3 separate regions of the Homo sapiens genome follow, and regions 2 and 3 are each linked to region 1. The links are chromatin loops, found by intact Hi-C in ENCODE. Cell type or tissue: mammary epithelial cell. All regions are shown on one strand. Each heading gives the region's core, and the rest is flanking DNA. Links, peaks and the distances in the headings are about the cores only. Region 1 has its middle 53 kb from the start of TEX48. Region 2 overlaps TNC (tenascin C). Region 3 overlaps WHRN (whirlin).

Region 1 (10,537 bases), core at 3,517-8,516:
ACAGAGAAAGTCCCTCCTCCCTTGAATTTGCCCTTTGGGGACTAGTGGTGGTTCCTAGTTTCAACCCAAAGTCCATATTCTCTTGTTCTGTTGGAGCCTAGATTTTGAAGTCAGAGAGAGGTGGGTTTCATTGAGCAAGTCATCAAACTCCCCAAGCCTGCATTCCTTATATATAAATTAGGGATAACCATACCCATCCCATAGGATTAAATAAGATACATGCCCAGCACAAAGCCCACTGTATAGGAGATGCTCAGTCAATATTAGTTTCCATGATGTGCCCAATTCCGAACATCTGAGGGGGCAAGCAAATGTAGCAGTGGGTTTTTTTCTAGAAAAGCCCCCACATTGGAATTAGTCATGGTTTCTGGCTACATAATTTCAGATTCTCACTCTCTGCCTCTCCTGGAGATTCTGAGAGTTTCCTAATACCCTTTCAAAAATTCCTTTGCTACTTAAATGAGCCAGAGTGGATTCCACTGTCTGCAACATAGAATCAAGACCATTATAGTTCCTATGGAAGTTCACATTTAACAGATCATTTAGTCCAAATCCCAGAAGAAGAGCTTCATTGGAAAGAAGTGTTTGTCTATCCATGCAGTGTAGCTCCTAGTCCTGACTCTAATACGGTTTCGTATTTTGCCTTAATCAACTCATGTGTAAATTGTCTTATTAGTTCAGCAGGAGCCCCTTAGAAACAGAGGCAGCCTCTTGAGATCCACTGGAAAAGGCCCAGAAGGACAAGTCACAGATGGAGAGGTAAGGTCTTGGGCCTACCACTGGAAACCCACCTAGTCCAAGGTAAGTCCTTTCAATTCCTTAAGTCTTGGTTCCCTGTGAAATAAGAAACTGGCATGTGGCCCAGGGAACTGACATGAAATCAAAGAGAAAATGGACGTGAAGAGCCCTGGTCAATCGCAGATCCAAGAAGCAACTTAAATAGTGTCCACTTCCATCTCTCTTCCCTAGAAGCAGGGATTGAGTCATGGCTTCCTCTTCTAAGGCACTTAACCCAGTGATTAGGTCTCTTGGACCGGGGCAGGACCAACACGTGGGGCATATCGCCCTCTGGTGGGCTTAAATGGAAAGGGTATGGTTTTCAAACGGGCTGCAAGGCTACAAAAACAGAACTCACAGAATCGTGGAATTTCAGAAGTGAAAGAGATCTTTGACACCATTTAGTCTAACATCCTCATTTACTGATGGGACAATGAAAGACCCAAGAGTGAGAGTGACTTGCCTAAGGTCACACCAAGGACAACTGTCAGAGCCAAGGCCAGACCTCAAACCCTCGACCCCCATCCAGGGCCAAGGTCCTTCTCTCTGCCATGAAACACCAAACCTTCATGTTTGTGGTTCATATCCCTACATCCCTGAGCCCTTGACCCAGCTCAGCCATGCTGTCAGCAGCAGCAGGTTAGCTGGATTCTGCCCAAGATTGGGTAATTTCCCCACCCAGTTATATTGTCAAAAAGTTATGTTATTCTCTTTAAAATGTACCATGTTAATGTTTTGCTTTTGGTACAAATAACCCAAGCTATAACTATGGCAACTTCTTGGAAACATGGAAAGAAAACACTTCTCAGCTGGGTGTGGTGGCTCACGCCTGTAATCCTAACACTTTGGGAGGCTGAGGTGGGTGGATGACGAAGTCAAGAGATCGAGACAATCCTGGTCAACATGGTGAAACCCCGTCTCTACTAAAAATACAAAACTTAGCTGGGTGTGGTGGTGGTGTGCCTGTAGTCCCAGCTACTTGGGAGGCTGAGGCAGAAGAATGGCTTGAACCTGGAAGGCGGAGGTTGCAGTGAGCTGAGATCACACCACTGCACTCCAGCCTGGGTGACAGAGTGAGTGAGACTCCGTCTCCATTTAAAAAAAAAAAAAAAAAAGAAAACACTAGTAAGCATAACTGGATAATTCTAAGAGAAAAGAACAACAGAATACCTGATTTCTACACAAGTTAGAGAAAGACCCTTTATTTTAAAGACCAATCTCTGCCACAGGTGTTTATCTATGAAGCTAGAACAGTTCAGAGGGCTTCAAAGCAAACCCTCCTCATGCCAACACAGCTGCCAGCCCACGCATGATTTCCATAAGAACCCACACTCAAGCAGTTCCAATTTGCCATTTTAATAAATGCCGAAAGAAGCGGTCATGTTGGGTCTTTGCAATGGAGAGGAAATGTCCTTTTTAATGGGATTTTTGGAAGTCTTTATTTTCTAAGTCCCTTTGGAAACTAAACACACATAAACACACACACACACACACACACACACACACGGAAAACTTCAACCAAAGTAGGATTCAAATAAGCCACCTGAGTTCTGTCCCCAGAAAGAGCAGGTGGGGGAAAAAGTGGTAAGTAGGTGAGGTGATGGATATGTTAATTAGTTTGATTTAATATTTTATGACATGTATATATATAACCATCACATTATACCTCTTAAACAGATACAATTATTATTCATCAATTGAAAAAAAGAAAAGAAAGGAAGGAAGGATAGAAAAGAAAGAAAGCAAAGAAGGAAGGAAGGAAGGAAGGTAGGGAGGGAGGGAGGGGAAGGGGGGAGGGAGAGGCAGAAGGGGAGGGGAGGGGAGGGAAAGGGAGGGGAGAGGAAGGAAGGGAGAGGAGGGGAGGGAAGGCAGAAAGGAAGGAAGGAAGAGAAAGAAAAAGCAAGAGAAACCTTGAGTGAGTCACTTGTCCTCCCACTCTCTGCATGGCCTAGCTTTCTCGTTGATAGTAGAGGGCCATCAGGTAGGCCCTGCTAGCTTTGCAGGGCTACTGAGAGAATCTAGTGCAGGAGTCCCCAGCCTCCAGGCAGTGGACTGGTACTGTCTGTGGCCTGTTAGGAACCAGGTCACACAGCAGGAGCTGGGCGAGCATTACCACCTGAGCTCCCCCTCCTGTCAGATCAGCAGCAGCATTAGAGCACAAACCTTACTATGAACTGCGCATGAGAGGGATCTAGGTTGTGTACTCTTTATGAGAATCTAATGCCTGATAATCTCAGGTGGAGCAGTTTCATCCCGAAACCATCCCCTCAACCTTGTCAGTGGAAAAAAATGTCTGCCACAAAACCGGTCCCTGGTGCCAAAAAGGTTGGGGACCACTGATCTAGTGGACTTTGTCCAAAGATCACAAAGCAACACAAATGTACAGATTTTTAATCACCCACAGTGGAATAACCTGGCCATTCCTCTCATTTCTTGACGAATCCCTGAAGCTTAGCCTGATTCACTGCTCTGTCTCTTTACTATTATCACTCAATACTAACAATAGCTGATAGCAGCATTATTTTATGAGGTTTGCATGAGTTGAATCAATCATCACAAAAACTCTATAAAGATGTCACTGTTAATCATTACCACTCCAAAGATGGAAAAACTTAGGCTCAGAGAGGTTAAGTAACTTATCCAAGATCGCACAACTCATAAGTGGAAGAGCCAGGGTTGAACTCAAGTCCACCCAACTTCAGAGTCTATGCTTTTAAACCCAACCCCACTCTGAAGATCATCAATTACATATGTGTATGCAGACCAACTTCCTTATCATCCTAGTTAAATTCCAGCAGGGACTAGGACTTCGGGTATCAAAAGTCAAAAATCACTCAAAAGGTTCTGTTTTGGGTTTGAGCCCTGGGTGGTATCCCCCCAGAGGCACATCTAAATTAAGTTTTCATAATCGTTCTAAACATTTTTGTGTCACTCTGCCTCCTTCTAGCAACATAGGCACAGATACTTAATCAGAGCCTGATGGGAAGTAATACCACATTGGAAGCACATTTGGCTTTTTCTCCTTCTGAAAGCAATATGATATTTTTAGAAAGAATAAAGGCTTGGGAGTAAGACAGACCTGGATTAGAGACCCAACTCTGCTGTCTCTTCTACCTGTGTGATCTTGAATGTTATTCATTCTGGGTCTCATTCCCCTAAACTTGAGAAATGTAGAGAATAACATCAGTATCATATTGTTGTCATGAGGATTAACTCAGCCTCAGCTAGAGTTTTTAGCACTGTGTCTGGGAAGCACATAGCAGGCATTTAAGAAATGACAGCAATTAGTAGACAACCAGCCTGCCAAATACAGAGGCTTCCTTTTCTCATGTGCCAACCCCAGTAGCAAGAGGTGAGAGCAGACACTGGGGGAGAAGGAGACAAACATCTGTGACCCACAGCATCCCGTAGCAAGACATGCATGGGTTTTGGACTGATTCCCAGCTCTGTTTTGTGACTTGGGCAAATTACTCAATTTCGCTGAGTCTCAATTTCCTTCCCCGTAAATGGAGGCAATATATCTTCATTACATACCTTCACATTGTTTACCACCTAGTCAAGAAATCAGGATATAGGCGTGAAAATAAAAGGAAGATTACAGCATCTCACATATGAGCTTTTAAAGATACTTCAACGAAAGCTACTGAGTTAAAGATTCTGAACTACCTTTATTTATCGTAAGAAATGAGATAAGCTACAGGAGCTGCTAATGATACAATAAAAGATCAGTTTCTGGAATGTCCTATGACTAGATTGTTTCAAACAAAACAATATTTATTTGCTTAATTTTACTCAAAAAGAGAATTACTTTCAAGCATATTTTACATTTGTACATATCCTTCAAACTTTTTAAATTATAAAAGCATTGTAGGTACATAACTAAGAGAAGCTATTGTAATATACAATAGGAGACATGCACAAGAATGTCAAAAACAATATTCTTGGCAAGGAACCCAACTATCTACCAACAGATAATAAATAAATTATGGTTTTGGTTTTGGTTTTGGTTTTCGAGACAGAGTCTCACTCTGTCGCCCAGGCAGGAGTGCAGTGGCACGATCTCAGCTTACTGCAACCTCCACCTCCCGGGTTCAAGCAATTCTCCTGTCTCAGCCTCCCAAATAGCTGAGACTACAGGTGCATACCACCACACCCAGCTAATTTTTGTATTTTTAGTAGAGACGGGGTTTCGCCATGTTGGCCAGGATGGTCCCAATCTCTTGACCTCATGATCCACCCCGCCCCCCTTGGCCTCCCAAAGTGCTGAGATTACAGATGTGAGCCACCGCACCTGGCCCTAAATTATGTATTTATGCAATGCAACGCTGTGCAGTGAAGACAATGAAATTATAGCTCCAAGCAGCATGGATAAATCCTAGAAGCATAATATTGAATGAAAAGAAGTAACTCTTGGAGTACTACATGTAAGTGTGATACCACTTTTAGAAAGTTAAAACACAAACGATCCTAAATTAGATCATGTTTAGGGGGTACATAGAGAAGTACTGAAGCCCTATTGTTAAAAAAAACAAAGAAGGCCAGGCGTGGTGGCTCACACCTGTAATCCCAGCACTTTGGGGGACCAAGGTGGGCGGATCACCTGAGGTCAGGAGTTTGAGACCAGCCTGGCCAACATGGCAAAACCCCGTCTCTACTAAAAATACAAAAATGAGCCGGGCGTGGTGGCACGCCTCTAGTCCCAGCTACTTGGGAGGCTGAGACAGGAGAATCACTTGAACCCAGCAGGTGGAGGTTGCAGTGAGCCAAGATCACGTCACTGCACTCCAGCCTGGACAACAAGAGCGAAACTGTCTCAAAAAAAAAAAAAAAAAAAAGAAAGAAATGATGTTTTTTAATTTCAGGGTAGTACTTACTGCTGAAAGACGGGTGAAGGAATGGGATTAGGAGCAGCACGTAGATCAATTCAATAGTATTAGAAAAGTTCCCTGTGCGCGGTAGGTTTATCCATTTAAATGTGATTCTTCATAATTTAAAGTAGTCCTAGGGGATACATTCCAAGAACCCCAGTGGATGCCCGAAACTACAGACAGTACCAAACCCTATATGTACTATGGTATGGCTTTTTCAAGACATACACCCCTAGGATGTTTAATTTATAAATTAGGCACAGTCAGAGATTAACAACTAATAATGAAATAGAACAATTATAACAATATGCCAGCATCGCTACTCTTGCATTTTGAAAATGAGGGTCACTTGAATACCCACACTGTAATACCAAGACAGGTTTTCAGATAACTGAAACAGATACTAAATGACTAATGGCCAGGGAGCGTATACAGGGTGGATATGGTGGGATGAGTCATGTCCTAGGTGGAACAGAGAAGGATGGCACAAGTTTTCATCACTCAGGGTGACGCACGGTCTAAAACTTAGGAATTGTTTATTTCTGGAATTTTCCATTCAATATTTTCAGACTGCAGTAGACTGCAGGTAACTGAACTTTTTATTTTATTTTATTTTATTTTATTTTTTGAAACGGAGTCTCGCTGTGTCGCCCAGGCTGGAGCGCAGTGGCGTGATCTCGGCTCACTGTAAGCTCTGCCTCCCGGGTTCACGCCATTCTCCTGCCTCAGCCTCCCGAGTAGCTGGGACTACCTGAGTAGCTGGCACCCACCACCACGCACAGCTAATTTTTTTTTGTATTTGTTTTAGTAGAGACGGGGTTTCACCGTGTTAGCCAGGATGGTCTCGATCTCCTGACCTCGTGATCCACCCACCTAGGCCTCCCAAAGTGCTGGGATTACAGGCGTGAGCCACCGTGCCCGGCAGGTAACTGAACTTTTGAAAAGCAAGACTGAGGACAAGGAGGAACCACAGTACTATATATCTACACATATAGATATGCACATGCATACATATACATAAACTATAATTCCATAATATATGTAATAATGTCACAGTGATAATGTAACTATCATTATGTAACATTATCTTATATATAAAAATATTACATAACATTTTTAAAATCCAAGCTATTCAATGTTGAACTAGGAATTTGATTTCCTTGCTCCTGACCCTGTACTGTTATTGTCTTAAGAATTTATTTTCCCCTGCTTTTCTTGAGCTGTATGGAATTTTTTTCTTATGTCTATTACTTACTTATTTACTAATTTAAAAAGAAATACATTAACGACCTAAGATTAAAGGCTATAAACTTAATTACAGGAATAAAGCAATCCACAAAGGCTACTCTGGGTTCATTCTTCAAAAGTCACATGACAGAGGGTGAAGATTATAATAGCTCTGGACACCAGGGATGATGCATCAATACTCAGAAGGTGTGGCTTGAGCTAACATCCATGCCAAGGCTATTACGACTAGTATATTTCCACAGGCCAAGACTGAACAGGTTTGAATTCCCAAAGAGTTCAATGCATTCTCCTGTGTTATAAGCAGATCAAAGAATAAAATCACTGTTTTGCTGCTCAGGCTGCCGTAACAAAGTGCCACAGACTGGGTGGATTAAACAACAGAAATTTATTTTCTGACAGTTTTGGAGACTGGAAGTCCAAGAACAAGGTGTCAGAAGGCCTCTCTCCTTGACTTGCAGATGATCAGTTTCTCACCGTGTCTTCACATGGTCTATGTGAGTCTAAACCCTAATTTCCTCTTCTTAGAAGGACAACAATTATATTGGACTACAGCCCATCCCAATGACCTTATTTAATCTTAATTACCTCTTTAAAGACTTTAATCTCTAAATATAGTTACATTCTGAAGTACTGGGGGTTAGGATTTCAACATGAATTTTGGAGTACACAATTCAACCCCTAACAGTCACCAAGGAAGCCCTCCCTGGAAAATGATAGGCCTGCTTATATTTCAAATTAGACCAGCATTGTCTAAGAACATTTTGCATAATAATGAAATTGTTTTATATCTACACCATCCAATTGGGAGATGTTGGATATGTCTATGACCTTGATTGTGATGACAGCACAGGTGTGTGCCTTTTGCCCGAACGCAACAAATTGTGCACATCTGTATGTGCAGGTCTTATATGCCAATTACATCTCAACAATGTTATCTTTAAAAAAAGAAAGACAAATGTTTCCTGACTGCACTTACATGAGGTATCTAAAATAGTCAACTCCTAGAATCAGAGTGGAATGGTGGTTTCCAAGGGGCCGAGGGAAGGGAGAAATTGCCCCCATGTCTTCCTTCAAAATGCCAGCTCCTTCCCACTCAAGGCCTTTACACTTGCTATTTCTTCTGCTTGGAGGCATCTCCCCCAAGATCTTTGAATGATGGTTTCCTTCTTGCCATCCAGGCCTCATATCAAGCACCACCTCCTCAAAAAGCCTTCCTTCATTTTCCTGTACAAACTAGTGGAAATATACTAGTCTTGATGGCCTTGGCATGGATGTTAGCTCAAACCACGCCTTGTGAGTATTGACACATCATTGCTGGTGTCTGGGGCTATTAGTCTTTACCCTCTGTCATGTGACTTTTGAAGAATGAACACAGAGTAGCCTTGTGGATTACTTTCTTCCTATATTAAGTTTATAGCCTTTATCCTTAGGTCCTTAAGGTACTTCTTTTTAAATCAGAATAGACAGGTTTCCCCTAATCCTATCACTTCATTTTTTTTCTTTTTCTTTCTTTTTTTTTTTTTAAACAGGGTCTCACTCTGTAGCCTAGGCTGGAGTGCAGTGGCGCGATCTTAGCCCACTACAACCTCTGCCTCCCAGGATCAAGCGATCCTCCCGCCTCAGCCCCAGCAAGTAACTGGGACTACAGGAACATGCTACCATGCCTGGCTAATTTTTTGTACTTTTTTTTATAGAAACAGGGTTTCTCCATGTTGCCCAGGCTGGCCTCAAACTCCTGGGCTCAAGCAATCTGCCCACCTTGGCCTTCCAAAGTGCTGGGATTACAGGCATGAGCCACCACACCCCACTTCATTTTATTTTTATTATATTTAATCCTATCTGACATCATCTTGTTTATTTGTTATTTATTGTCTGCCTCCCCTTCCCCATGCCCACTGTATCACAGGCTCCATGAGAGCAAGGACTTTGTCTGTCTTGCCTGCTGCATTCTTCCTGGTTCCTGGATAAGGGATAGGATCTCAACAAATATCCCATGAAGGAAGGATGGCTAGATGGATAACTGGCTGGATGGATAGGTGGGTGGATAGGTGGATGGATAGATCGGGGTGGAGGTGGGGGGTGGGTGGGTGGGTGGATGGGTGGATGGATGGGTAGGTGGATGGGTGGATGGATAGTGGGTGGATCGATGGATGGTAGAAGGGTGAATGGATGATGGACAGATGGATGGATAGATGGGTGGATCGATGGATGTTAGAAGGGTGAATGGATGATGGATGGATGGATGGATGGATGGATGGATGGATGGATGGGCGGGTGAAAAGATGGAAGCATGGATGGATGATGAGTAGATTGATACCCCCTAGAAAGCCAGCCAACAGCCTGGGCCTCAGCCAGTCAACAGAATTGAGGAGACCACATTGCACCCAGAAATCCAAGCAGACATTCACAGGGTAACTGATTATTTATGTGGAGTCCCACAGCTTGCTCACTTTCACAGCCTCATCTGAACAAGACAGCATCTTACACAAATCCCCCTCCCTGGAGTGAGGAGAGAGTGATCAGGTGTCGTTGGTGCTCACAAACTTAACAGTTCTGGGGAACTAACCTGGCACCAGACACACAATCTATAAAACTGCTCCTGCCCAATGTAAAATAATTTAGTTCTGAGGAGTGTACCCAAGGAAATAATCCCAAAGGAAGGAGGGACTGGTGAGGAGTAACTTTATATCTTTATATTATAGAGTAGTGTTTTTAAAAAATCGCAAACACATAGCAACAAGAGAACAGATAAGCAGCTTGTGTGGCACATTATATAGGTACACAATTTTTTATCTGAAATCTTTAGGGCCTAATGTATTTTGGAAATCAAAATGTTCCCAATTTTAGAAAATCTATTTTTGCTTATATTCTATTGTATATCATACCCAGCAGAGTCTAGGGCGATACATCAAAGACACTAGTAGCAGCAGCAAAACAGATACACAGTCATCATAAGTGGGATCAATAAAGAATACAAATAGCCTCATATCTGTTCAGGTGAGGTTAGGAAAAAGAACTTTCTCAGCAGAAGAACTGGTTTATGAAGCTTCACAGATTTCAGAAATGCAGATAAGAGATGTGGACTTAACTAATTTATTTTTATTTTACTTTAAGTTCTGGGCTACATGTGTAGAACGTGCAGGTTTGTTACATAGATATACATGCGTCATGGCGGTTTGCTGCACCTATTCAACCGTCACCTAGGTTTTAAGCCCAGCATGCATTAGGTATTTGTCCTAATGCTTTCCCTCCCCTTGCTCCCCACCCCATGACTGGCCCCAGTGTGTGATGTTCCCCTCCCTGTGTCCATGTGTTCTCATTGTTCATTGACAAGGGCACAATGCAGACTTTTAGGCTGATGAGAAGATTGGCTTTCATTATGTGGTAATACTGAAGAACTTATTTGAAAAAAAAAAAAAAAAGAAAGAGAAATAGCACTGTCGATAGAATATGCTCCATTGACATGTAAAATAGATACTAACAAGGACTGGGAGAGGACCTGGGCCATGGATTCTCAGTCTATGAGGCTGGACGTACGTGGATGAAAGGAAAAGTGAGGGCACAGGTAGGTGTGGGAGGTTGAGGGGTTGCAGGGTAAGACAGACCAGGAAACAGGGCATCAAAACTGCCGCCTTCTTCTTGAT
Region 2 (10,537 bases), core at 1,941-6,940, 300 kb before region 1:
CTGTCTCAGCAAATGATGGCAAGCTGTGCCTTAGAAAATTTGTGAGTTCTAACTCAAAGCGCATGGGCTATAATAGAGACCACAAGGAGGAAGCCCAGTCAAATCTGCCTAAAGACACTCTGGCAGGTAGTAAGCTACCTGTTGCTGAAAGTGTATAAAGAGAGGATGGTTAATAACCTCTTCACAGGAATGCTGTTTTGTCTCTATAGGAAGTCTGACCAGCTGATGTGCAAGTTCTTCACTAGCCCCCAAATTCTAAGAAATACAATTTCTGTGTTTATTAATAAACACTGCAGCACAAACTTGACTATAATCAACTTTCTTTTCTTAAGTAGAATTTCCTCTAGTAAGGGAGTCTATAATCCTAAGCCAAGACAATGGGTGCAATAGATCTGACATACATTACATAGTAAGCTTCCCATATTGTTTGTGGGGAAAAATAATAAGATAAAATTTGCACAACGTGCCAGCTCTCTACTGAACGGAAACTTGCCATTTTTAGTACGTTGTGACTTCATGTTTTCCCCCGCCCCTCCTGGCTTTGTTTTTGGCATCTGCACCAATAGAAAAAGCATACAAAAAGTAAGCCTTCTTCCCTTATGCCAGAGGGTAGGAGCAAATGAGAAGTCAAGAAAGTGGTGTTTGATGAAGATATAGTTTCATTTCTAAATCAGATACACTCTTTTTGGGGGCAACAGTGAATAAGTGTCAGTGAGGTTCATTATTCCTCATCTTGCTTTTACTGTGTTCCAGGTACACCCTCCATGGTAACTGTGGACGGAACCAAGACTCAGACCAGGCTGGTGAAACTCATACCTGGCGTGGAGTACCTTGTCAGCATCATCGCCATGAAGGGCTTTGAGGAAAGTGAACCTGTCTCAGGGTCATTCACCACAGGTGAGTTGGTGGGGTTGTGTGTGTGTGTGTGTGTTACTATTTTTCAGAGGTCACTTGTGCATCCTATGCCATTTCTCACCTTCAGCCTTGTAGCTCATGACTCAGCAGCTGGAAAAAAAGGGGGGTTTTATTTATGAGATCCTAGTGGAAAGTGAACTGGATTTAGAGTGCCAGAGGCCTCTCTTCTGGCCCATCCCAGCCTCTGGTGAGCTGGGTGACCTTAACCTTGTTGGGCCTCCATTTCCTGGACTATTGTGAAAGAAAAAGTCCAAGTTTGGGAGTCATACTTACCTGAATTTAAATCCAAATTCTACCAACTACATGAGCTATCAGTCCATTTTACTAGGGTCCACTTTCCTTCTCTGTAAAACAGACACAATTCTGCTTCCCTCACAGGGTATGGTAAGGATCACATGAAGCTGTGTTTGTAAAGCATCCTGAAATACAATTGTTCATGTTAGCCCACCATCACCTTCACCTCCCCGCCTATTGCCTGGAACCCTTGTGAGTGTCCCTCAAAGCAGGTGTTTCACATGAGCATGTGATGGTGACAGCTACAAAACAGCTCCTCTCTATTTGGTGGCTCTTGCATTCCAGGCACTGTTACTAAACCCTTCACATTTAATCCCCACAGCTATTATCATCCCCATTTTACAGAGGAGACAACTGAGACAAATGAAATACCTTGGCCAAGCCCACATAATTAGTAAATGCTGGAACCAAATTTGAACATAGGTCGGTCTGACTCCAAACTCTCTATCCTTCTAAAATAAAGAGTTCCTTTCCTAGTGTAACCTGATTTGTACAGTACACTGTAAAGAGGGGAAAATAATGAATTGCATTGAAGGAGAATGAAGTGGAAAATTTCTCTTCAGACAGCCATGTCTCAAAACAATTTATCCTTTGATATGTGAGCAATTATCCAGTCCAACTCATTAAGGGATACAAAGAATAGACCTCATAGGAAATTTTAAAAATATCCTCATAGCCTGAAAGAGTTGACAACACACAATTAAAATATCCCATCTGAACCCAGAGTCCCGTCCACCCTGCCTCACAGGCCCTTATTTCCCCAAAGAAATCTTTCATCAGTGGATTCTCCACGGCAACAGATGGCAAAAGCTGAACGTAGTTCCTCCCAATGCCCCATTGTCATCACCAGTTAAAGGAGATTCTGTCCATGCACAGTGAAGCAGGAAGGAACTCAGAGTGGACAATGTGGGCTCCCCAGTTGCCCTGCCACATCCTGGCTCTCAGACCAGTCATTTCATCCCTCAAGGCTCAGGTGCCTCTCTGTGAAATGAGCTGAGGATAGCTTCCCTCCACCCTCGCCAGGGCTGCTGGCATGGGCACAATTGAGTAGTAAGTGCAAAAGCAAGAGGAAATGGTCAGATTCATGCTGGCTTCTGAGAAAGTGATGTTGGGTAGTAGGAGAGGTCAGTTAAAAGAGGCCAGGGATAAATATCCTTTGAATATCCATCCTTTCTCAGAACAAGTCATTTGAAAACCATACTTAAGACTTCAAATACCTTTAATAGAGATCTTAATAACAACTGCAAGTATTGAGAGCTTTCCCTAGTACATCTTACACATCACACATTGCTTAGCTAGTCTTTATTAACTAAACAGTCACCCTTTGGCAGCTGAAGAAAGTGAAGTTTGGAGAAGGGAAATGAATTTTCCCAGGGCACAGAGGCACCAGGCAGAGAAGCCATGGTAGAACCCGGGACCACCGGCCTCCAGAGCCTGGCTTTATGTTCTCTGCAAGCCATCTAAGGAGAAATACCACTCAAAGCTCAGAAAAGGCTCGGGGCCAGGTGCGGTGACTCACGCCTGTAATCCCAGCACTTTGGGAGGCCAAGGAAGGTGGATCACCTGAGGTCAGGTGTTCAAGACCAGCCTAGCCAACATGGTGAAAAAACCCATCTCTACTGAAAATACAAAAGTTAGCTGGGCTTGGTGGTGCACACCTGCAATCCCAGCTACTTGGGAGGCTGAGGCAGGATCATTGCTTGAACCCGGGAGGCAGAGGTTGCAGTGAGCCGAGATCGTGCCACTGCACTCCAGCATGGGCGACAGAGTGACAGTCTGTCTCAAAAAAAAGAAAAGAAAAAAGCAAAGAAAAGAAAAGAGAAAAGAAAAGAAAAGGCTCGGGCAGTCTTAACTATGCAAGTCCCCTCTGTGTAAGTTCTTTCTCTGGGGAAAGTAATATAAACAATAATAATTCTTGTCATGTGTTCAGCCTTGTTCAGTTTACACAGCTCCTTTCCACCCATAATATAATGGAAAAATCAAAATAACACTGAAGATGAAACCAGCCAGAATTACTATCCCTATTTTACACATGAGGATATAGAGGCCCAAAGTAACTGAGCCAGCAAGGGAGGGAGTCATTACTCAAAGCCAGGTCAGGCTGGCTCCAGGCTTAGGTCTCTGAACCATTCCATGCAGCTGACACTGTCCTAACATCAGGACTCCATAAGCAGTGTGGACAGCAGAGCAGCTAGAGTCTGATGTCCCACCCAATGACTTCCCTCCTGTCCACCATCTTTCTTTGCAGCTCTGGATGGCCCATCTGGCCTGGTGACAGCCAACATCACTGACTCAGAAGCCTTGGCCAGGTGGCAGCCAGCCATTGCCACTGTGGACAGTTATGTCATCTCCTACACAGGCGAGAAAGGTAAGGTTTTGTCCAAGTCTCTCCTCACTCTAAGGAGTGTCTTTCCTGCTGTAAACTCTTCCCATTCGCTCTTCTCCCTGCCACATTTGGTACAGGATGATAAAAATGCATGGGTAGGTTGAAAAGGCCAGTAATGTTCATGTGGCTCCCAACTGAAACCTCAAGGGAGTCTGGTAGGTCATTTAAAATAAAAATAAAAATACATCTCCAGCCTCTACATGTTTTCCTGGCCCATTCCTCCTCTCCTGTTAGTATCTCTGCCTACCAGTGTGAGACACCCCGTTTAGGAAACAGTTGTCATCTTTTACAAAGAAGAAAACCAGAATCTAAAATCTTAACCAGACCGCTTCAGGCCATACTGAGCAGTCTCAACTTTTCAGAGACCACAAAAGAAGCTAGTTTTAGCAGATTTAATTAAAAAGTCTGAAATTTTAAGCCAGGTACAGTGGCTTACATCTGTAATCCAGCACTTTGGGAGGCCAGGGCAGGTGGATCACTTGAGACCAGGAGTTTGAGACCAGCCTGGCCAACATGGTGAAACCTCGTCTCTTCTAAAAATACAAAAATTAGCTGGGCATAGTGGTGCATGCCTGTAGTCCCAGCTACTCGGCAGGCTGAGGCAGGAGAGCTGCTTGAACCTGGGAGGCGGAGGCTGCAGTGAGCCGAGATCGCACCACTGCACTCCAGCCTGGGTGAGAGAGGGAGGCTCTGTCTCAAAAAAATAAAAATAAAAAATAAATAAATAAATAAAACAGAAATGTTTTCTTGTTTGGCAACCATCAGTGCTAATGTACCCAGTTGACAGATTAAACACTTGTTTAGAGCACCAGCAAACTACAGCTGCCAGAAAGTAAAATCAAATATAAGTAAGAGACTGGAGAAAGAGAGAGTGCTTTTCAATGAACCCCTCCATTTTGTAATGAGCTACTCTAGAAATAATTGTGTAATTTCAATTTCCAGGTATAGGTAAGTTTCATATTTTATGGTTTGGTATTGTTTTGCTCTCAGTGACAATATGAGCAGGCACCAGCGTCTGTGCCTGGAGCCTCTGAAAATTTTCATTCAGTTATGGTAACCAACTAAGAGAGGTCTTTTTGAGGACAGAGCACAGGTAGGGGTGGGGAACTGATGGGGAGGAGGGATGTTGGGTTTATTCTTTTTACTCTTTAATTCTTAAATAGTCCCTGTGAGCAAACTCTTCTGAGTCAGGAAAGATGGTGTTGCACCTAAAATGAATCAGGTATAGTTCATGGGAACCATGGAGATTGTAGATTCAGGGCAAACAAGGGGCTTGGTTCAGAAGAGGGGGTGGTGCTCACAAATGATGAGGTAAGTTGACCAACTTGTCCCCGCTTGCCTGGTACTGTCTCAGTTTTAGCACCAGAAGTTCCACACCTAGGAAATCCCGCAGTCCCTGGCAAACCAGGATGGTTGGTCACCTGTGAATAGGAAATAAACACATGCCCCCAAGCAATGTGATCAGTATTGCTTTCCACCACTGGACATGACCCAGCAGGCCTGAGAGATAGTGGCCAGGCTCTGGTGCAGCTACTGCTGTCCAGTTTTTGTGACCCCTCAGCCTAATGACTTGATGACACTTAGTAAATTATAAAAGGGCATGTGAAAAAGTGACAAAGAGAGGAGAGCATGCATCAGGACAAATTAAGCATGGGCAGCAGGCTTGGGGATGTCCCCTCCGACCGTCCTCTACCTCGGTCTCAGTGGCAAAGCGATTCCAGCCAGTACCATGTGGGAAAAAAATCTCCTGACCCCCAGTTCCCCTTCCTTCTGATTTGGGGCCTGGAAAAATTAAGTCTCCATATGAGAAATCCTTTACGTATGAGGTGAGTGCTCAAGAGAGAGAAAGAGAGCGTGAGTCATTTCAGAAATCAGACCTGCTTTTCCGCAGGGTCACTGAAAGTTTCGATGTTCGAAGGAGGTGTGTATGTGGTTTGCCAAGCCCACTCATGGCTCAGACAGTGAGAGGTGACTGCCTTGGTATGTGTATTTCATGTTTAGTGCCAGAAATTACACGCACGGTGTCCGGGAACACAGTGGAGTATGCTCTGACCGACCTCGAGCCTGCCACGGAATACACACTGAGAATCTTTGCAGAGAAAGGGCCCCAGAAGAGCTCAACCATCACTGCCAAGTTCACAACAGGTACAAAGACACTGAGAGCTGGAAGCTCTCCCTTCTGGGGTGCCCACCCACAGCCTGCATCTTAAACAGGAACCGCTAGCCAGTTCTTCTTTCTTAAGTCAGGGCCTTGCAATGTGATTACATCAGCATCACTTAAATTCACCAGTGCCCACTCAGTCAAGGCCTGAAGAAACACACTATTTCCTTTTGAACTGAAATGACCTTGGTCTCCCCACGGGGAAGGAAAAGATTTTAAGAGGAGGGCTTTGTAAGTGGAAAAACAGTTCCCACTGGCCCTAAACCTAGTATTTAATGATCCACGTTCCAGGCAGGAAAATATTTTTGAAGAGGCATATTTTTTAGGCAATTTTTCCTAGATGTTTGTTAGGTTTCTATACATTGAGAGCTTTTTACAAACTATAGCAAGCAGGGAAACAGAGGAACCATCCTCTCTGTCAGGGTGAGTATTGATATTAGCATTCATCCATCCTCTTACTTAGAAACAAGGGGCTTGATAATGATGTTCACAGCTGTATACTTCTCTCTAAATCCAACCAAGGCCAGTTAGAAACATCCAGCCCTTAGGATGAGATAAACCATAGAGAATTTGTCTTTGGAGATCATCTGGCTCAACCACCTTATTTATACAGAGGAAGTTCTTGCCAAAGGTCACGTAGTTCAGTGGTAGGGAAAGGACTTGAACCCAGTCTTCTTGATACCCAGCCCGAATTTCTGCCCTACATTTGCTGATCTTATCCGATATTAATCATCCTGTCTTCTCCAGACCTCGATTCTCCAAGAGACTTGACTGCTACTGAGGTTCAGTCGGAAACTGCCCTCCTTACCTGGCGACCCCCCCGGGCATCAGTCACCGGTTACCTGCTGGTCTATGAATCAGTGGATGGCACAGTCAAGGTATTTTAAGTATATAACAACTCCTCAATGCTAGTTGAAGCATTTGCATGATCTTCAAAGTATGGAAGAATTACCTGATGCTGTTTTTCTACCCCAGTGCATCTGGGGAGCTGAAAAAAAAAATTAGTAGAGACTGGATGGCATGCCAGACCTTCTGAATCATACTCTCCAGCCTCTTTCATTTTAACCAGACTCCAGTTCTGATAGGCAGCCAAGATCAAGAACCACTGCTTACAAGACTTGAGGACATTTTAGGAGCTGGAATCTTGATCCTTTAATATTTTGTTGAACAAAGGCCAAAAGGTTTCTCTGCATGTTTGCCATATGTATTATCTCACAGATGGTATCTTTATATTATATATTGTAATATGTTTCACCGTGTTCTTATGATATCAACTGTTAATACCATTTTTATCCAGTGTTTATATTATTTATATTCGCTACCCAAGAATTTTCTTTCTTTTACCTTTTAATTTGAAATAACTTTAGATCTTCAAACAAGCGAAGGAGATTTCCTAAACTTTACCTTCCAAACTTGTTATTGAATTTTTCATTTTGGTTATCTCACTTTATATTTCCAAGATCTTTTGCTTGTTCTCCACACATTGATCTTTTTCTGGCATTTTGTTTGTGCTTCCTATATCATCATCTCTTTATCTCTAAGAATATGTTGCTGGTATTTTATTCTATATCCTGCACAGTGTTTGTTACAAGTTTCTTTGTTTTGCTGCTGTTGTTGAGTTTGGTTTGGTTTGGGTTTCTGTCTTTCATGTTGGAGACATCCACCCAATGTCTGTTGATCATGGTCTGTCTTTTTGTATTTGAACTAGGAATGAAAGAGCTAATAGGGAGTTAGCTCAGGCAGGGCTTGTCAACTTTGTGGCTCCCTGCAGAATGATTGGGCAAGTACCCACAGTTTTCTTGGGGGACCCCCAAATAACAGTGCCATAAAACCTGGCCTCTCACTGTGTACAAACTTTCATCTTATTATGTTTCCAGTGTAGCACCTCGGCCTCCTTGAAGGCTGAGCCTGGTGGATTTGAATCCGGACTTCCTCTCTGGCTCAACCTTTCCAGAGAGTAAACCTCAGCCTACCATCTGAATGGGAAAGGGCAGTCATTTAGACTGTTGGAGGGAATGAGGAGATCTTAGAGTCTGTTTCTTACAAAAAAGCTTCTAAACAAACCAAACCTTTGTTCAACCACACTCCACATTGGCCTTTAAAGACATCTCTGCTTTTGTACACATTCCTTTACTGAACTTGCTGGACTCTGTGACTTGCACCAAGCAGCCTCTGACTAGCTCTGCCCATGCTCCTTAGTTAACCTCAGCCTTCTTCATTCATTCCCCTCCATGGTCTCTCTACCACTCACTTTCTATCTACCAAGTTTCTGGCACACCTGTTGCTGTCTCCTCTCCCATTCCCCTCATCTTCATGGATTTATACCTTACATTCTCTTGCTCTCTTTTTAGTGGGTTTTAGAAGCAAGTAGAGATGAGTGGCTGTATCCAATCTGTCATATTTAACCAGAACTGGACACATTGCTAATAACTATCATGCCCCTTCCTGGAATTGATATAACAATGAACTATCTCACTGTGTGAGCTGAAGCAAATCCTTTATCTTCTCTGGGTGTCAGTGTTCCCATCTGTAAAATGAATGCCTTGGACTTATCCATCTTTAAGGTCTTCTCCTTGTCAGGCATTCTAGGATTCTGTGTTTACCTGAATCATGAGTCTCATTTTGATCTAGAGTACCCTAATTGCCTAGAAAATGGCTTTGCACAGAAGCCTAGAGAACTGACAGGTAATTGTATTCCTAAGTAATTCAATGAACCCAGCTTTATCCCTGACAGTTGATCTTTCCCCCAGGGACTAGAACTGGGGGGCTGCAAAAAGGCCTCTGGGTATTAAATGAGCACTCATCCCAGTTTACTTTTCTGCATGTCCATTCACCAGCTTTACATGTCTTAGAAAAAAAATCAACCTGGTATAGGAGAAAAGAGTCCTGGACAGGGTGTTGGGAAACCCGCATGCAAGATCATCCTCTGCCTCCAACAATTTATGGAATGAGAGCAAGTCTTTTAGCTTCTCTGAAACTCAATTCTCCCATTGAAGAAAACAGGATAAGGTACCTTCCCAGTTCCCAGGATGCAGGAGAACCTTCCAGGGGCTTCTGCACTGATGCATGACTGCCCAAACTAAGCTGGCTGTTTGCAGGTTGTAGAGAAGATCGTTGTGCTTGGTTTACTAGGAGTGTAGGTTGAATTCCAATCCCAGACACTAAGGTCATTTGCTGAAAAGAATTGGAAGCTAGCAAGAGGGTGTGGAAAGAGGATTTCCTGCAAACTGAAACCAATGACCTCCTCTGTACAGCAGCACAGAGACCAGCCACAGACTACAAGTGTAGTTAGAGTTGGTCAACATCTGTCTGTCATGGATATCTCTGTTCTAGAAGAGAGACATGTGAGGTCAGCTTAAGTTTTAATCCTACCATGCCTATGGGGCTATTATAATCATCTCCTAACTCAAGAGATCCCCAAACTGACTGCACATTCAAATCACTTGGGAAGTTTCTTAAATATAGCCAGGCCCAACTTCTGGCTCTGATGATTCCATCAGTCTGAGATGAGGCCCAGGCATCATATTGTTTTAAAGCTTCTGAGAGTGATAAAGAGCTATATTTAGGGACCACTGACCTAACTGACCTCAAAGTCCCTTACCCTGTGTGATTCATCTTGCTACCAGATTAAGCTTCTTAAAGCACAGCTTGGTTTATGTCATTGGCATGTCCAAACATCTTTCAAGGCTCCCCATTTCTTGTGATGATAAACTTCAAGTTCCAAAGCTTAGCATTTATACCTTACAGGGCTCCTCACTCCGTTTAATGATAAACTTTAAGTTTCAAAGCTTGTCATTTAAAGGCCCTTCATAATCTAGTAACATTTTCCACTGTTCTAACACCTGAAGCTAAGTATGGTTGAGGTCGCTTATTGCCTCCTTATATTATTTCATTTTATGTTTTAAATCTGCTTTATTCAAAGTTTACTGATTTAAATATTAATCTCATCCAAAAAAAAACCCCCTTCACAGAAACATAGAATAATATTTGACCAAATATCTGGGCCCCATGGCTCAGCCAATTTAACACATAAAATTAACCATTACAATCCCATTCTCCCAATATAGTTTGGCAGGGCCTTGGGCAGGTGGTAGCCTTAGCCCTGGAGTCTACAGCAGTGCTCTCATCCTTACCAGATGCGGTCTCTCCCTCCTTATATTATTTTAACTTGCTCTGCACCTTCTGGCCCAAGGACCTTTGCTTGTGCTGTACTCTCCCCATCTCTGATATCTCAGCAGTGCACATGGAGCCTGGTAGAGAGTGGGTACTCAATGAATTCTTGTCCAGTAAGTAAGTGAATGGATGGGTAAATGAACTTATAAATAGAATGACTTCTTATCTATACCCTGAGAATTTCTGTGACCAAAAGCCATTATACTTTTTCTTCTGCTCTTAGGAAGTCATTGTGGGTCCAGATACCACCTCCTACAGCCTGGCAGACCTGAGCCCATCCACCCACTACACAGCCAAGATCCAGGCACTCAATGGGCCCCTGAGGAGCAATATGATCCAGACCATCTTCACCACAAGTAAGGAGGCCCAGGGTGCCATCCAGCCTTGAGATCTAACTTTGACTGAATCAACCCTTGACTTCCCCTTTGACTTCTACTTTAAAATTTTCAAACAAACCTCTGAAAAGAATCGATTCACTGCTACTACTTGGAAGCCTGAGGAAAGCAAATGTGGGAGATTATGAGCATCCCGGTGAAAGGAAAGGAGGAAGCCCATCTGGATTCAGTCCCCATTTCTATCACCTGCTAGGTGTGCCTTAAGAATGCTAC
Region 3 (10,537 bases), core at 1,722-6,721, 340 kb after region 1:
GCTTCCCTCTGCACCCCCAGCCTATCCCAGAGGCCTTGCAGGTGACCAGCAGTGTCATTGTATTTATATACAGAGCTTATGACTTTAATTTTTCAATAAAGAAATCTGAACAAGGTTAGACGTCAGCGTGCTGTGTGGTTTACCTGGGTGGCTGGGGTTTCCATGTGGGGAGGGGTGGGCAGGACAGGTGGGGGCAGTCAGAGCACCACAGACCACCACCCCGACTGCCCGCATGGCTCCAATTGGGATACACGGTGGGGCGTGCAGGGGTGCTTGAGCCACACTCACATCTTGGAGCCTCTTAATTGAAGGCTTGAAGGCAAAACTTGACTATTTACAGATAATATTTTTAGATTAAAACCCACAAGTATATTATGAGGCAGAATGCACAATGTGCATGAATGTTTTAAATCTCAGATGCAGCCCATTCCTTTCCAGAAGCTGCCTTGGAGATAAGGATTTGTACCCAATCAATCGTCAAGAAGTGCCCTCAGGGCAGACCAGCAAGGAAGTGGGGAAGCAGGACAGGGAAGGGGAGGAAGCCAAGCGAAGGTGAGATTTCAGGCAAAGTCTGCAGAAGGCAGCTTCAGCCTGATCCCAGGAGGATCCCAGGGCGTACACTAGGCCTAGAGTTGTCTCCACTCAAGGCCAGAGGGCTGGACTTTGATGCCTGTCAGTCTTTAGACAAAGCCTACAGAGAGAGGCCATAAATTCCCAATCACTTCCTGCTCTCTACCTATGTGGGTCAAGCTGTTCCAGTAGCCTAGGACAGCGGGTGTCAGAGCAAAACATATGGGATGGGCTCGGAGGAAAAGGTTGCAAACATGGTCTACTGTACGGCCTCAGTCCCGGCCCCAGTGCTTATTCCTTCTGTCCTCAATATTTGTCTGGAAGATGGAAGAGTTTGAGAAATCCTGCTTTGTCCAGTTCTGTGTCCAGAGTTCTGCCAGAGGTGGGTTAGGGACAGTTGGTTCCATGCTCTTGTCCCAGATCCTGTTCTTGGCTGTCCTTGTTCTCTTTCCAGCCTGGGCAGACCACCTGAGACCTGAGCCATGGATTCCCCTGAGGCAGCTGGTGTTTCAGAAGGCACCCCTGCCATCCCCTGACAGGGTGCTGTTGACCCTCTGCAGGGAATGACCCTCCCACCTAGCAGCAGGAGGGCTTCGTTAGGCCTCAGATCTCCTGGCATTCAACTCCAAAGCTTGTGTGGTCATGGGCAAGTAATTTTACCTCTCTGAGCCTCTAGTTCCCCATCTATAAAATGGGTTTGGTAGGCTAAATAATGGCTCCCAAAGATACCCAGATTCAAATCCCTGGAACTTTGGAATGTTACTTTATATGGCAAATGGGATTTTGCGGACATGATTAAAGTCTTGACATGGGGTGGACCCAGTATAATCACCAGGCTCTTATAAATGGGAAGCAGAGAAAGATGTTAACAGAAGAAGACAAGGTGTGTGATGATGGAAACAGGTTGCTGCAGTGATGTGCTGTGACGATGAAGGAAGGGACCACGAGCTGAGGAATGTAGACAGCCACTAGAAGCAGAGAAAGGCAAGGCAGTGGGTTCTCCCCTCAAGAGCCTCCAGAAGAAAGCTGCCCTACTGTCACCTGGACCTGAAGCCCAGAGACTCATTTCAGACTTCTGCCCTCTGTAAGAGAAGGTATTTGTGCCGTTTTAATTTGTTACAGTAGCCATAGGAAACTAACAATGGAGCTGCCACCCCCAGCAGCTGTTAGTCACAGCCCCATGTCTGTACTTGGAAGGAGTAGGACAGGAATGAGTTTCTGGACTTGTTGCTTCTGGAATTCCTGGGCCTGACTCTGAGGCTGTAGCCCATTGAGTGTATGGGTTCCCCTCCCAGTAGAACTTTTAACCTAAAAACATTCCTTTGCAAGTGGTCTTAGAAAGGTCCAGTTAGTTGTCCAAAGTCACACAGCTAAGGAGGACAAGTTTGGACCCACAGCTGCCTTAAGCCTGGGTCTGCTCTTTCCTGCACCTGTCCTGGTGTCTTTTGAAGGGCCCAGTGTGGTAGGCTAAGGCAGCTTCAAGTACTGGGAGAGTGGGGGGAGGGTTGTCAGAGGTCCATCCTGGCCACATGTACCTGTGACCCTGACATTTTTACTCATGATGCCAATGTGGGGGTTGGGGGGAATGGAGTCTCAGGGTCTGCTTCTCCCTTGCTGGAGAATGCTGGGCAGGTTACACAATGCACCAAGCCTCGGTTTCCCCATTCTGTTCAAGAGTCAGGACCGCCATGCTGCTCAAACCCAGAAAAACACTTCACTTCCATGACCTGTGTGGAAAAACACCTTGGGCCCTTCCTACACTGACATTCCAGGGCCAGAGCCCAGAAGGATTAGCTAAAATGTTTGCCCCTTTCACAGAGCAGGCCCTTAGTGGGTAGAAGCTGCTGCTAAACTTACTACTAAATATGTGTCTAGGGAGTAGCAGGCAACCTGGGGAACTGGCAAGTGCTTTCTACCTGGAGGAAAAATTCCAAAGCATTCAACTTTGGATGCAGCTGGATGAGGGACCTTGGGCAAGTCTCTTCTTGCATCAGGACTTATTAACCCTCTTGTGTTAATAGGGTCGGTCAAGGTGCTCTTTAAATTAGTACCACTGATTTATTTCTGACGGGCCTGCCATTATGTTTATTTATTTACTCTCAACAACCGCATAAGATGTGGGTATGAATCCCATTTGCCTGAGGCTCACTGGCAGCAAGTGGCAGAGCTGGGGCAAAGAGCCCAGGTGAGTTGGACACCGTGCATCCTTCAAGGTGTGTGTGTGGTGGACAAGGTATGATGTCTGTGCTGCACTCACAGCGGGACCTTGGAAAAGTTCTTGTCCGTCTTCGGGCTGGGTTTCCATGCTTGCCTGATGGGGAGTTGGACAAGAATATACTTGGGGGCGGTGGTGATAATACCTACCTACCTCATAGGAGACGACTGAACAGCAGAAGAGCTTCCAACAGGTCTGACCCATAATTTGTGATCAAGAAAAGTTTATTATTACTGTTACTAAGCAGGCCGTTTCAGCCATGGAAGTTTGTGATTTCCTCCTCACTGTGGCTCTGTGCGATCTTTTTTTTTTCTTTTTTCTTTTTTCTTTCTTTTTTTTTTTTTGATGGAGCCTTGCTCTGTCGCCCAGGCTGGAGTGCAGTGACGCAATCTTGGCTCACCGCAACCTCCGCCTCCCAAGTTCAAGCGATTCTCGTGCCTCAGCCTCCCAAGTAGCTGGGATTACAGATATGCGCCACCACGCCCAGCTAATTTTTGTAGTTTTAGTAGAGACTGGTGGGGGTGGGGGGACGGTCACCATGTTGGCCAGGCTAGTCTCGAACTCCTGACCTCAGGTGATCTGCCCGGCCTCCCAAAGTGCTGGGATTACAGGCGTGAGCCACTCTGTGCGATCTTGCGTAAATGCCTTACCCTCCGCAGACCGGGCCTCGATCTCCGGGTCTGCGGTGGGGCTGATTGCAGTAGGCACACACAGCCTCCCAGGTCTGAGATTTTCATCCTGCAGCAGGGTTTGCGCTCCCTATGTCCGAGTTCCTGGGGGCGGGCCGTGGCGGCGGCCTTTCGGTGATTGGTGCGCTCCCAGAGGCCCCGCCCCCCCCGGGCCGCCCCCTGCTGTCGCGGGCGGGCCTCAGGGATTATGCAAAGGAGCCACCGCCCCGCCCCGCGCCCGGATTGGAGGCCTTTGTTTGCCGCTCAACTCCAGGAAACCACCCGCGCTCGGCGGCCGCCAGCAGGTGAGACTCGGGGAGGGGCTCGCGGGGCGTCCGGGGTGGTCCCTGTCCCTCGTTGGGACTCAGTTTCTCCGTCGGGAGAATGGGGAGGGAGAGTGGACAGCGCCAGTGGGCTCCGTTCCACTGGGACGGCGCTGCTTTCGGTCTTTTCCACGTGGAAACCCCACGCGCACGGGGAAGGAGACGCATCACCGCTCCGGGAATGGGAGGGAGCCCTGGACGGGCGGTATGGGCCCCAGTCCAAACCGTGCCGGCCGCGGGGTTCCTCAGTCTCCACCCTCCGGCCTCAGTCTCCACCTCTGCACAATGGGGGCGTTGGCTTTTTCTCTTTCCAGCTGGGGCTGGTGGCAGGGAGGGGAGGGGTCCCGGGGGAGCTCGGGGGTGGGCCTTGGCGGGGCCTCGGGCTGTGTTTGGGCTGGAGGCGTGGCCCGGGTTGCTGTGGTTACTGGGGAGGTGAGGCTTTCTGTCTGGGATTTGTGTGAGATTCGTTCACCCAGCAACAATCCGCGCAGCCTGGCGGCCCTCGGAGCCGCGCGCGCTTCCCGGACGCCTAACGCAAGTTTCTTTTCCTCTTTTTGTCGCGGGGGGGAAGGTAGAACAAGGGCCAGTGTCGGGTAGGCAGCCCTGACAATGGTAGGAACTGAACGGGCTGCAAAAATAAGTCCAGTTCCCTCTTGGTACACCTGCGGAGGAGAATGAGGTCCAGAGAGGGGGCGCGACTGGCCCAAGGGTGCACAGCAGGGAGGCGCAGAGCTGGGCTCTCCCCAGTGTGATGGGGCTGGCACAGGCAGAACCAGAGTCTGCTTGCTGCGTGACCTTAGACGACACTTCCAAAGCTCCTTTCCCGGGCTTTTGTTGAAAGAAATGACGGATTGGAGTCCATCATTACCTATGTTTAAAGACCTGCTTCTGAGATAGTCGGAAGGGAAAATTGCTGATAACAAACCTGGGCTATGTTGGAGCAGAGAGAAGCTGAGACAGGCTGCAGTGAAAAGAGACATTGTTCCTGTCCTCTAGAACAGAAGGAGAAGAAATGGGCTGGAACTGAAGCATGAAAGACTAAAGTTAGATACATACAGGGACTTCCCAAACGACTTTTCCAGGCGCCTTCTCTGGAATTGGTGGGTTTTATTTGGGGGCTGTTTTGTTAATAAAACAATGGCTGCCCATCTGTTAGAGAGGGCCTAAGTCTGGTTTACTTACTAACAAACAGGGGAGCGGAACCTATGGTGTTTTGGGACTCTGGGTTTATTCCTGGGGCAGTCGTCTCACAGTTCTTCTGCAGGAGGGAGGCGATGTCCACGTGGGGCCTTTGCCTCCTAAAGTCCAGCCGGTTTGCATTTAAAACATGTGATTGGGGCTGTTTGTTGCAAGGGGATTTCATCAGCTCCCACCGTCCTGCAGACTCTGCCAGAGGCGCTAGGATAGGGGTTTCCAGAGAGACTGGGAATGGTCCCAGCTACAGGGCCGTCATACTGAGAGGGTGTTTTGGAAATTGGTGCACAACATGGACACTTCAGTTTCCCCCCGTGGGGGCGTGGAGAAGGAAAAGTATTTTTAAAGCATTCACATCCCCAGTCGAATTCCTGGTCCTTTTTATGTTTCCTCAGTCCTGGAAGGTGGGAATGATCTGGAGACCAGGAGTAAGAAGACCTGAGTTTAGATCCCCAGCCTGGATTCAGTTCTGAGTGCCTCAGTTTTCCCTTCCACAAAATGAGGTTGGTAATGCCCACTTTACCACCATTTTTTTTTTCTTTTTTTTTTTGAGATGGAGTCTAGCTCTGTCTCCAGGCTGGAGTGCAGTGGCGCGATCTCGGCTCACGGGAACATCTGCCGCCCAGGTTCAAGCGATTCTCCTGCCTCAGCCTCCTGAGTAGCTGGGATCACAGGCGTGTGCCACTACACCTGGCTAATTTTTGTATTTTTAGTAGAGATGGGGTTTCACCATGTTGGCCGGGATGGTCTCGATTTCCTGACCTCATGATCCTCCCACCTCGGCCTCCTGAAGTGCTGGGATTACAGGCGTGAGCCACCGCGCCCATCTACTTTACCACCATTTTAAGGCTTGAGTGAGGTGGCATCATAAGAAACTTTTGCTCAGTCCACATTCTAAATAAATGAGGAAACTGAGGCTCAAAGAAAGGAAGGAATAATGACAACAATAATACCATTGGTATTATTAGCTAATATCATAGGTAATATTTATTGAGTGCGACATTCTAGCCGCTGTGCCAGGGCTTTTACTGCAAGAAGTGAGGTTTGGGAGGGCAGGAGCTCTTATCTGTTTTGTCACCATTGTTATTCCCTAGTGTCTACCTAGTACAGAGCCCTACACAGAGTAGGTGCTCAAAACATTGTTGTTGATCATCTAGATTATATCAGTTACGTGATGTTGTCGAAGTGGGTGTTATTGTTGTCCCTCTTGTACAGATAGAAAGCCTGAGGTTCAGAGAGGTAAAGCCACTTGACGAGAGTCACACAGCTTCTCACTGGTGTTAGCGCATCCTTACTTTGGGGTGTGCAGGGTGTGCTGGTGTCAGCTCGGGAGAGTGGATTGTGCCCATCTCTTCCCAGTGCAGCATTCAGTGATATCAATAGCTTGAAATTGGCATGGCCAATTTCAGTAAGGGTATTTAACACCATCAAAATTAGTAACCACCACAAATCAGGGCTTTTTCTTACTTTTTTTTTTTTTTTTTTTTTTTTAAAGACAGCTGCAGGTGAAGGGTGTTGGGGGATGGAAGACCAGCCTTGCTTCTGCTTGGCAGCCTGGAGTTGGGGGCTTTTTGGCAGAGCCAAGTGGAGCCAGGCCAGAAGGCCTGCGCCCCACTGCAGCTCCCCTAAAGTATGCGATTTGGGAAGAAACCCTTTATGAGATGGCTTTTGTAGTGTACGGTGTGAGTTATGCAGTGCAGCAGCCCCTGACTTGGGAACAGGTTGGTATGAGCCTGAATTCCAGGCCAAAATGTCTGGCCTTTAACCTGAAAGTGACAGGAGCCACGGATGGTCGTTAAGCAGGGGAAAAACCTGACAGGATGGTGCCCTAAGATTTGTCATTGTGCCAAGGGATTGGGGGGTAAGTCAGGGTGGGTGATAGGGAAGAGGTGCGGCAGTTGGCCAGGGGAGCCAGGAGGCTAACAGAAGCTCCTCATTTTCTGAGTGTGTCCTGCGTACAAACACATTATCTTGTTACTTTACACATGCATGCCTGAGGGAAGGAGAAGCCTCTGTCTGTAGATGAGGATATCAGAGAAGTTCTGAAACAAAACAGCAAAGGGCTGATCTACCCAGGCTTCCTGCCCCCAAAGTCTCACATTCTCACTCCTCCCTCCCTCCTGCACCCCAGCTTGCTGTTCCATCTTGGCTCTGGGCTTCCTTGCCAAATGTCAGGCGAACTCCAGCTCCATTGCCGAGTGAGACCTTCTGCGCCCAGTGCCGCTCCCACACCAGCCCCTAGGTCCTTGCCAGCATTCTCCCCCCAGCCCCCCCACTGCCAGCTCAGCTTTTTCTGGGGAAGGAGCCTGGGATCAGGGCCAGAGTGGGATGTCCAGCTGTCAGTCTCCTCGGGGTCTTGGGACCACAGCCAAGGACCAGGACTGAGGAGGGGAGGTCTCAGGGTCTAAGAGGCACACTCAGTCCCCCACTAAGGATTCATCTGGAGGATAATGCTTTATTTGTGGGTACAGACCCAACTGTGCCTTAACATGCTGTGTGACTTTGGGCAAGTTGTGTAACCTCTCTGAACCTTTCTTCATCTGTTAAATGCCTAATTATTTATGAGGATCCAATCCAGCAACACATGCCATGCCTCCAAATGCAAAAAGTGGCTGAGGCTGGGCGCTGATTGCTTCCTTTCCTTTTAGTGATTTTCATGTGTTCCCACATGTTGCATAATGGCTGTATTGCAGAAAACAACATATTGTATTAGAGTTTAAACAGAGGAGGAGAAGGTGTGGGGGTTACAGAATGTTATAGGATGTCAGAGCTGTAAAGGGCCTCAAAGAACCCAACGATACATTTCGCCTTTCACAGGAGGGGCAACTGAAGACGGAGGTGCCCAAGGTCAGAAGGAAGCACCACACAGAGGTGAGGTGGTATTCGTTTGTTTTGTTTTTAAGAATAGTACATGTTCATTTCATTCTTATTTTTAAAGCAACTGTTATATTTGAAAAATACCCAAAAGGAAAAATGGTAAACTTCCCTATCAAAAAAACTTGCCTATAATTCTACTACCTAGTGATAATGATTGTAAACTTTTTTTTTTTTTAATTGAGACAGTTTCACTGTCATCGCCTAGGCTGGAGTGGGGTGGCACGATCTTGGCTCACTGCAACCTCTGCCTCCCAGGTTGAGGCAGTTCTCCTGCCTCAGTCTCCCGAGTAGCTGGGATTACAGGTGCACGTCACCACACCCAGCTAATTTTTGTATTTTTAGTAGAGACGGGGTTTCGCCATGTTGACCAGGCTGGTCTCGAACTCCTGACCTCAGGTGATCCTCCCGCCTCAGCCTCCCAAAATGCTGGGATTACAGGTGTGAGCCACGGCGCATGGCCTGTTGTAAACATTTTAAAGCATGTCTTTCTCTTTCTTTTGCTTTCTCTCTCTTTCTTTTTCCTATCCTGTCTCCTTCCTTTCTTCCTCCTCCTCTTCCTCCATATTTTACTGTTTTTTTTTTTAAGTGGACTCAAACTAGATATATATTATTTTATAACTGGCTTGTCCACTTAACATAACAAAATTTTTACATTATTTGATATTCTTCAATAGCATGACTGTTAACGGCAGCTAATATTATTCCTTTGAGTGGAACTATCACAATTTCTTTCAATGATCACCTGTTACGGGACACTGCTATTGTTTCCAACCATTTTACCTATTGCAAGTTTCAGTTGCAAAGTGATTAAGATCACACTGTCCAGGGCCGGGCACGGTGGCTCACGCCTGTAATCCCAGCACTTTGGGAGGCCGAGGCGGGTGGATCACGAGGTCAGGAGATCGAGACCATCCTGGCTAACACAGTGAAACCCTGTCTCTACTAAAAATACAAAAAAAAAAAAAAAATTAGCTGGGCGTGGTGGCAGGTGCCTGTAATTGCAGCTACTCAGGAGGCTGAGGCAGGAGAATGGCATGAACCCGGGAGGCGGAGCTTGCAGTGAGCTGAGATCGCGCCACTGCCCTCCAGCCTGGGCAACAGAGCGAGACTCCATCTCCAAAAAAAAAAAAAAAAAAAGATTATACTGTCCAGATTCAAACAGCTTGGTTCAAACCAGCTTCCTCACCTATAAAATAAAATGGGCATCATAATTTTTCCCTCCTTGGATTAGTATGAGGATTAAATAATGAGATCTGAGTCCATGGAAAGGCTTTTATAAGGTATTTGACACATAATAGGTGTTCAGTATAGTTTTGCTGTTAGCAGTCCCTTCCTGGCACGTGCACGGTTTGTTTGACTCTTTGAAAAGAGCATGAATTTGAATTTATGTATGTGTTTTCCTCAATATGGCCACACCCTCCTCATAACCCTTATCTCAGTTGGCTGAGAAGGGGCTGTTTGTTCTGCTCCTTAACTACTCAGAGTGAGGACAGAGTTTCTAGCTGGGTCAGTGAGCCCTGGAACTGGTTTAAGGGTCGCAGGGAAGAGGGTCACAGGGAAATGTCAGCACCTCCCTCCACTTGGGAAAACTGCTTCTCCCTTTTTGTGTCCAGGACTCATCGCTAGACCTGGGGTTGATATTGTGGAAGCTGTGGATGAGGAAAATTAAACTCAGTCCTGCAGGGAGCAGGTTGTAGGGCGTTTCACGGAAAAGGCAAGGCCATTTATTTGTGAACAGTCATTCTGTGCCAGCTGGGCACTGGGGCCAAGAACTTTTGGCACATAGTCTCATCCGTCATCCCAAGAACCCAGTAAAATAATTATTGGTCCATGTTACAGATGTGGAATCTGGGATTCAGAGAGGTTAAGCAGCTTGCCCAAGGCCACACAGCTTCCAAGGGAGAACATGGAGTTCTCTGTTTGCCCACAAAGCCCATGTGCCTTAACACCTGTGCTCTGCAGCCTCCTGTCTGCATGGCATTTCTGCCTGGGTGGGCAAATGGAATAAAGAATCCAGGAGGTTTAGCATTAGAAGATAATCTCTGATAACCTCAGAGACAATCTCATTAAGCCGCAGGTTCCAAAGCTCAGAGAAAGGAAGGTGCTTATTCCTGGTCACTCAGGCTGGAACTTGGTTCTCTACTTCCCTAGCCAGGCTTCATCATTTCTTCTTGGTTCACTCTGGAAATCCTCACCTGCCTCCTCTTTCCCTCAGACTCCCTGTGGATTTTTTTTTTTTTTTTTTTGACAAGCGTCTTACTCTGTTGCCCAGGCTGGAGCGCAGTGACATGATCTCGGTTCACTGCAACCTCCGCCTCCCAGGTTCAAGTGATTCTTGTGCCTCAGGCTCGTGGGAAGGGCTGGCAGGGTTCTGCAGACACAGCCATGCACATGACTGTTGCTGGTAAAAGGGTGAAAGTCATCAAGCCCTGGCAGTAGGAGTAAGAGGTTTTTTTTGTTGTTTTTGTTTTTGGTGTTTTTTTTTTTTTTTTTTTTTGAGACAGAGTCTTGCTCTGTTGCCCAGGCTGGAGTGCAATGGTGCAATCTCGACTCACTGCAACCTCCGCCTCCCAGGTTCAAGTGATTGTCCTGCCTCAGCCTCCCAAGTATTACAGGGAGGATTACAGGCACCTGCCACCACACCTGGCTAATTTTTGTATTTTTAGTAGAGGTGGGGTTTCATCATGTTG

What was found. Hi-C counts contacts between places; a loop is a spot of excess contacts. Peaks named below come from ENCODE experiments on the same cell type or tissue, not always from the same donor. Only the 100,000 strongest peaks of a DNase experiment are listed, where the experiment ranks them.
Region 2: it touches region 1 in a loop (15-fold over the local background); 2 of 110 quality-filtered maps call a loop at or near these places.
Region 3: a loop joins it to region 1, with 13 times the contacts of the local background. A loop is called at or near these places in 14 of 110 quality-filtered maps.

What each region holds. Positions count from the first base shown.
Region 1 is chr9:114,729,564-114,740,100 of GRCh38, reverse strand. No RefSeq gene overlaps it. Among named protein-coding and RNA genes, the nearest start is that of TEX48, 53 kb to the right of the region's middle. RefSeq lists an enhancer at 1,066-1,115. In mammary epithelial cell, for the core only: no CTCF peak of the experiment used is centred there; DNase peaks (open chromatin) are centred at 6,100 and 7,100; H3K27ac peaks cover 4,038 bases.
Region 2 is chr9:115,031,301-115,041,837 of GRCh38, reverse strand. It overlaps TNC (tenascin C), which reads left to right. Exons shown (of 28, transcript NM_002160.4): 19 at 754-897; 20 at 3,458-3,577; 21 at 5,597-5,740; 22 at 6,504-6,634; 23 at 10,153-10,285. Among named protein-coding and RNA genes, the nearest start is that of TNC, 82 kb to the left of the region's middle. RefSeq lists an enhancer at 5,253-6,452. In mammary epithelial cell, for the core only: no CTCF peak of the experiment used is centred there; DNase peaks (open chromatin) are centred at 4,937, 5,487 and 6,797; H3K4me3 peaks cover 147 bases; H3K27ac peaks cover 3,531 bases.
Region 3 is chr9:114,391,661-114,402,197 of GRCh38, reverse strand. WHRN (whirlin) reads left to right here. Exons shown (of 12, transcript NM_015404.4): 12 at 1-118. LOC124902253 (a long non-coding RNA gene) reads right to left here. Exons shown (of 3, transcript XR_007061742.1): 3 at 10,129-10,537. It also overlaps a transcript of AKNA not described here. Among named protein-coding and RNA genes, the nearest start is that of AKNA, 8.9 kb to the right of the region's middle. RefSeq lists silencers at 3,460-3,759, 4,070-4,159. In mammary epithelial cell, for the core only: no CTCF peak of the experiment used is centred there; DNase peaks (open chromatin) are centred at 1,757 and 3,657; H3K4me3 peaks cover 1,193 bases; H3K27ac peaks cover 1,603 bases.